Regions from separate parts of the Homo sapiens genome. Here region 2 is linked to region 1. A link is a contact called in ENCODE Hi-C or POLR2A ChIA-PET data. All regions are on one chromosome and are shown on one strand. The core of a region is the stretch at or near the end of the contact, and the rest is flanking DNA. Distances in the headings are between cores, read along the strand shown. Region 1 overlaps RALGPS1 (Ral GEF with PH domain and SH3 binding motif 1). Region 2 overlaps RALGPS1 (Ral GEF with PH domain and SH3 binding motif 1).

Region 1 (2,762 bases), core at 198-2,697:
ACAGGTATACAATGTGTAATAATCACATCAGGGTAAATGGAATATCTGTCACCTCAAGCACTTATCCTTTGTGTTACAAACAATCCAGTTATACTCCTTTTGTTATTTTTAAATGTACAATTAAATTATTATTGACTACAATCACCCTGTTGTGCTATCAAATACTAGATCTTATCCAATCTTCTTCCTATCTTTGAATCCATTAATCATCCCTCCTTCCCCAACAACCCCCCCCCACAACTAGACGAAGTCATAATTTTAAAGGGGGGGGGCGTATATGAGAAGTCCTCACTGAGAAAATGACACTTGAACATGTTTTAAAATCTTTATAACACATGTGAACACACATATAGAAGTATAGAAGGATATTCACTAAACTGTTAATATCACTGCCTCTTAATGGCATTATTGTATGGCACTTTTACTTTCTATTTCTGTACACTTCAATATTTTCTGGTTTCTTTTGAAATAGGTATGGAAAACATTTATGAGCAGCACAGCACCTAGAGGAAAAAACTGAAAATGAACTTACACAGACAAGGATGGCTCAGAGCTGGGTATTTAAAGACAGCGGTTCCCAGGTTCGGGTCTGGTGCCTGGTGCTGCAGCACCACCTGGTGGCCAATCACCTAACTACTCAATTTCATACAACCATGCCGAGAAAGCAAGAGACAAGATGCACTTTTGTACACAACAGCATAAGAATATACCTGTTCGACGGATCACGAGGTCAGGAGATCGAGACCGTCCTGGCTAACACGACAAAACCCCACCTCTACTACAAATACAAAAAAATTAGCTGGGCATGGTGGCGGGCGGCTTGTAGTCCCGGCTACTCAGGAGGCTGAGGCAGGAGAATGGCGTGAACCCGGGAGGCAGAGCTTGCAGTGAGCCAAGATCGCGCCACTGCACTCCAGCCTAGGCAACAGAGCGAGACTCCATCTCAAAAAAAAAAAAAAAATTATATATATACATACACCTGCCCAATGGACAGGGACTGAAGAAAAGTACACAAACATAAACACTATTCAGTATGTTGGGGTGGCAGGTGGCAGGATCGTAGCAGAATTTACGTGGCTTGGACTTTCAATCATAGGTTTATAATGATGCTTCATTTCTTTATTTCTAACTGTGCAATGGAACAGTCCAACACGACATCTGAATGTACTCACTCACTCAACAGAAGTGGAGTGAGAGGCGGGCTGGGCAGCACAGATTCATAACCCAGGCTATTTGCACATGGTAAAGAAGTGTGACAGGACCTCAGGGCACAGGTTGCTTGGAAAAGGAGGGGTCAGCCTCAATGGGAGTGCCTGGGAGATAAGATCCCAGAACACTGGCTTGGATGAGTAGCCACACCCCTGCACTCAAATTATTAATCATTAATAGCTTGTACACAGACGACTGAACTAGTACCTCCTCGCTGAAGCCCAGAGGCGAATGAAACGTATCCCTTAGGTGAGCAGGAAGTGACTTTGATCGCAGAGGACTCTACCTAGAATACTGTTTCCTTCCCCTCCACCCAACAGGCCTCCAGCCTGGGTCCATGGCCTTCCTCTGCAGGCTCTCTGCTTAGCCCTCCGCAACGCTTGTCACTCTGACATGCCAATGCGGCTGCTCCCTGCTCAACCATAAGAGCTCTGTAAAGCGAGGGTCATGTCTATCCCATTCACCCTCTATGTCTGTCTCACTCACTCTCAGAGAGGGACAGGACTTGGAAGTCCAACTGTCCTGGGTTTGAATCCTGCTCTGCCATCTACCACCTATGTGGCAAGTGCCTCTTGGCTTCTATTTCCCCTTCTGTAAAGTGGGCATACAGGATTGTACCCATCTCATGTGGCTGTGGTAAGGATTAACTAATAGCAACAGCTGGTGCTCAGGAGTACTGGGGGTGCCAAGCACTCGTCTAAGTGCTCTATATGTGTTAAGTTCCTTAACTGAAGCCATCTCTGTGCAATAAGTGTTGATCACAGTGCCTGGCATGGGATACATGTTCAAATACTGTTATTTCATCCCCAGTTTCCAGCACAGTGCCCAGCATAGTCTATTGTGTTCTCAATAAAAATGAATGAATACTTCCCCTGCCTACTATGGAAAGGAGAAAGGTCAGAGTGAGCCTGTGATGCTCAAGCCACCCCATGAGCACCCAAGCTGCCTGGTTCTGCTGTCCCAAAAGGCTGAAGGATAGTACAAAGGGACTGGAAGGAGAGAAGGTGCCTTGACAGACACATGCGACCCTGCAGGACTGGGGAGCAATGAGGATCACAGAGCCCATCAGGGGAACATGTTCTGTGCTGAAGTGCAGACCCTCTGCCCCCCTCTCCCACTTCCAGCCCTTAGAAGTGGCTCCGCTGTAGGTACAGCTCAGCCAAGGAAGGAGAGATTTGTGGATACCACATCAGGTCCCAGAAGGTCATTCAGGCACATCCCTGGCCACACCCAGCCTGCTTCTTTCACCACCAGCAAAAACGGGGGCTAGTTTGTCTCCCTAAAACCCTCCTCCCTCCTCTACTCCTGGCTCTTTCCTACTCTTCCATTCTCATTTAAATGTCACTTCCTGTGGGAAATCTCAGTGATGCCCTAGGTAGGTCCTTCTCCTACAGCTTTTAGAGCATCTAGACTTCTCCACAACACTCAAAACATTTGTCGTGAAGTGTGTGTTCATCTTCCTCACTGGACTGTCACAGCTGTGGCCACCCACAGCTTCCATGACTCGCAAAGCCTTTTCTGAGCAAGCCTACTTTGAAAACATATCCTTATTG
Region 2 (2,878 bases), core at 110-2,609, 46 kb before region 1:
CACCAATAAGAGATGATCTCTTTCAGCCTTCAAGGCCTAGTGATAATGTCACAACCCCAAGATTGAGTGAGTTCCCCATATGATGTTTGCAGGGCTCCTAGGGCACCATGGTGTATGTCTTGGTCCAGACCTCAGCCTCCCAGCTATCCAGGGCACCAGGATGTGAACCGAGCTCTGAAGGATCCCAGGTACCATGCTCTTAAACACTCTGCTACACAGGTATCACCTCCTCTGGGACACTGGCTCCGGCACAGGCATCATCTGAATATTCTGAGCAACAACCTCCCATCTATAACCCACAGTGCCTATTCAAACTATACATTGGTGAAATGATAGCCACGCATGACTAGGAGCTTGCTTTGTACAGGCACCGCGCTAAGTTCTTACATGCCCACTGTAAGGTAAAAGCTATGACTTCCACCCCCCGCCAACTTTACACATGAGAAAATCAAGGCATAAAGAAAATACATGACTTGTCCTAAGTCTCCAAGCTAGAGGGGTGAGGCTGTGACTCAACCTCAGCTTCATCAGATCAAAGTTCATGCTCTTCAAGCTGTGTGGCTTTAACAGACCCAGCAGCTCAGCTCTGACAGAACCCTGGGCTGAATAAAGCACAGGCTGTGCCCATTTTCAGCACATTCTAAGAACAGCAGTTTCCCCTTGATGCTGCTCCATGCTAAAACTAATGACAAAAACAGTTCTGACATTTAGACCAGCCTCTGAGACACTGCTGCGCCTTCAACTCCATAGGCTGGGAACTGGACATACTGACAGACAGATGTGGTAAGGAGCTCTGGTAGAGACAAAACACCACCTTGAAAACATACCCTTTTAGAAGGCTGCTACCACCAGGACCTTCAGACAGACCTCCTTTACAATGCAGCCCTTGCCCCAAGCCCTGGCAGCCAGGAATCCACCCAGGAATCTACCCTGCAACCCAATCCACCACAGTGGCAATGGGGTTCTAGGCCACAACTTGTAAGTTCAACACAGCTGTGAGATATTATGCTACAAAGCTATATCTGCATTAATACACCAATTTTTGATAAACTTGGTCACTCGTTAGAGTCACCAGGGGACAGGGCAGTTATGGTTCCATATTTGTAACTTCCATTTTCCTTACTCTCTGCCAATCCTTAACTCACCGTCTGCCTGGCTTCCTCTAAGCCCTGAAATGATGTTCTTTGTGGTCCCCCTTGCAGAAACCAGCAGAAGTCATGAAAAGCCACAGCTCCACCCTCAGTTATCAACTGCATTTGGAAATGTGAATCTTCAAAAGGCTGAGCTCACCAGGAAATACCCTTGCTTTGCGGGAAGTGGTTACACCACAAAACAAGACACCCTGGTAATATCGCTCCTTTGGTTGGCACACGCCCTCGCTTGGCAGTGTGCCTAAACACAGCCAGATAATGTTCTGCTATGGCGCTTCCCCTTTCAGGCATCCATTCACACTCCACTCATTCAACAAATATTTATTATGTACTGTGTTCCAGGTACTGGGATTACAACAGGGTATCTCAGTATGCAGACCCTCTAGAACCAAATTAGCATAACCCTCCTTTTCTGTCCTGGTGCTTCCAAAGACCTTTAAGGGAAAAGTCCAGGGGAGAGGCCCACTTGGGTATGTAAGTAGTAGGAAAGAGAGAAGACAAGAAGTAAAAGAACTAACTGCAAGAAAATGTTAAAATTTGACCAGCAGTCTACTGCTTAGTAGTAATATTCGTATTATTATTTTTAAATTATTTTACATATATATGACGGGATAATATAAAGTAAGTAATGTTGCTAGGAACCAAAATTGTCACTGTAAAATAAAATATATAAATATCAAGGGAATTAAGTAACAACTCTATAATGTTATATTTGAATTGGAAAGATCAGTATTATATTAGTCAAATTTTTACAAGATAATGTAGTATAACGAGCAATCCTCAAATCTCAGATGCTTACAACAGCAACATTTATTTCATGCTCATAGGTCTGTAGATGATGCAGCTCAGCTCAGCTCTGCCAGGTTGGCTTTGGCTTGTCTCAGTGTGGAATCTAGACTTCGGGTCAGTTCAGGTCAACTGTAATGTCCTCATTTGGGGACTGAAGATAAACAAGCAACAGTTACCGATACATCATGGAAAAGGAAAGTTCCAAGACAGCTGGCCAAAGCTTGCCACGCCTCTCAGCAGCTCAGCTCAGATCTGCACACTGCCATGCTGCCCACATTCCATGGGCAAAACCAAGTCACAGGGCCAAGCCCAAAGTCAATAGGGTGGGGAGATATACACCACCCACAGTGAAGGTATGACAAGGAGTAAGTTGAGAAGGAAGAATTATGGAGAAATAATATCATCTACCCTAACTATGAACTCATGACATTTTCCTTTTAAAAAATAACTGTTTACTAGCTCTGTCCATGGCAAAGGCCTAAAAGCAATGGCAACCCAGTAATACTAAGCAGTCTTCACCCAGATTATGGTTTCTAAATATTATTCCCCACTAAAAGAAACCCCCTGAAGGAATGCCTAATTCCAGGTCTGCAGCAGAAAATATACAACATAACCCTGGGGATCTTGTTGGGCCAAAAAGCAGGGAAGTGATCAAAAATGAGTGGGATCACATTAAAAGGATACAGGAGCCAACATAAAAGGGATCCAACTGGTCAAAGACAGGACAATTTGTATATCAAAAAGAATGGTGACTATAACTGACTGAAACACACAGGACGTATAATAAATATCCACAAGTTCATTATGATGGAGGAGACAGACTGCTCACCAAAAACAAAACAAAGCAGTTACACACCCACAAGTCACCATTAAAGGTAAGTGGGGCACCACCTGCTTACTCTGAAAATTGATAATTAAAAGGAAAGAATTAAGTATGT

Evidence for each region. Hi-C counts contacts between places; a loop is a spot of excess contacts on that map. ChIA-PET counts read pairs that join two places held with the same protein, here RNA polymerase II (POLR2A). Pooled maps may share reads with other maps.
Region 2: a loop to region 1 is called in a map of naive thymus-derived CD4-positive, alpha-beta T cell, with 5 times the contacts of the local background. The contact joins two enhancer-like sites. A Hi-C loop is called at or near these places in 3 of 168 maps with a recorded cell type or tissue (CD4-positive, alpha-beta memory T cell, PC-9 and naive thymus-derived CD4-positive, alpha-beta T cell), 2 of 37 single-sample maps with no recorded cell type and 8 of 50 pooled maps. POLR2A ChIA-PET finds 5 or more read pairs at or near these places in 3 of 52 experiments (CD4-positive, alpha-beta T cell, GM10248 and activated CD4-positive, alpha-beta T cell).

What each region holds. Positions count from the first base shown.
Region 1 is chr9:126,938,641-126,941,402 of GRCh38, reverse strand. The region is part of intron 1 of RALGPS1 (Ral GEF with PH domain and SH3 binding motif 1); the gene reads right to left. Among named protein-coding and RNA genes, the nearest start is that of RALGPS1, 25 kb to the right of the region's middle. Within about 2 kb of position 1,447, at least 4 of the 41 ENCODE cell types and tissues checked have a DNase peak (open chromatin) inside an H3K27ac peak, as active enhancers do.
Region 2 is chr9:126,984,457-126,987,334 of GRCh38, reverse strand. The region is part of intron 4 of RALGPS1 (Ral GEF with PH domain and SH3 binding motif 1); the gene reads right to left. Among named protein-coding and RNA genes, the nearest start is that of RALGPS1, 71 kb to the right of the region's middle. Within about 2 kb of position 1,359, at least 13 of the 41 ENCODE cell types and tissues checked have a DNase peak (open chromatin) inside an H3K27ac peak, as active enhancers do.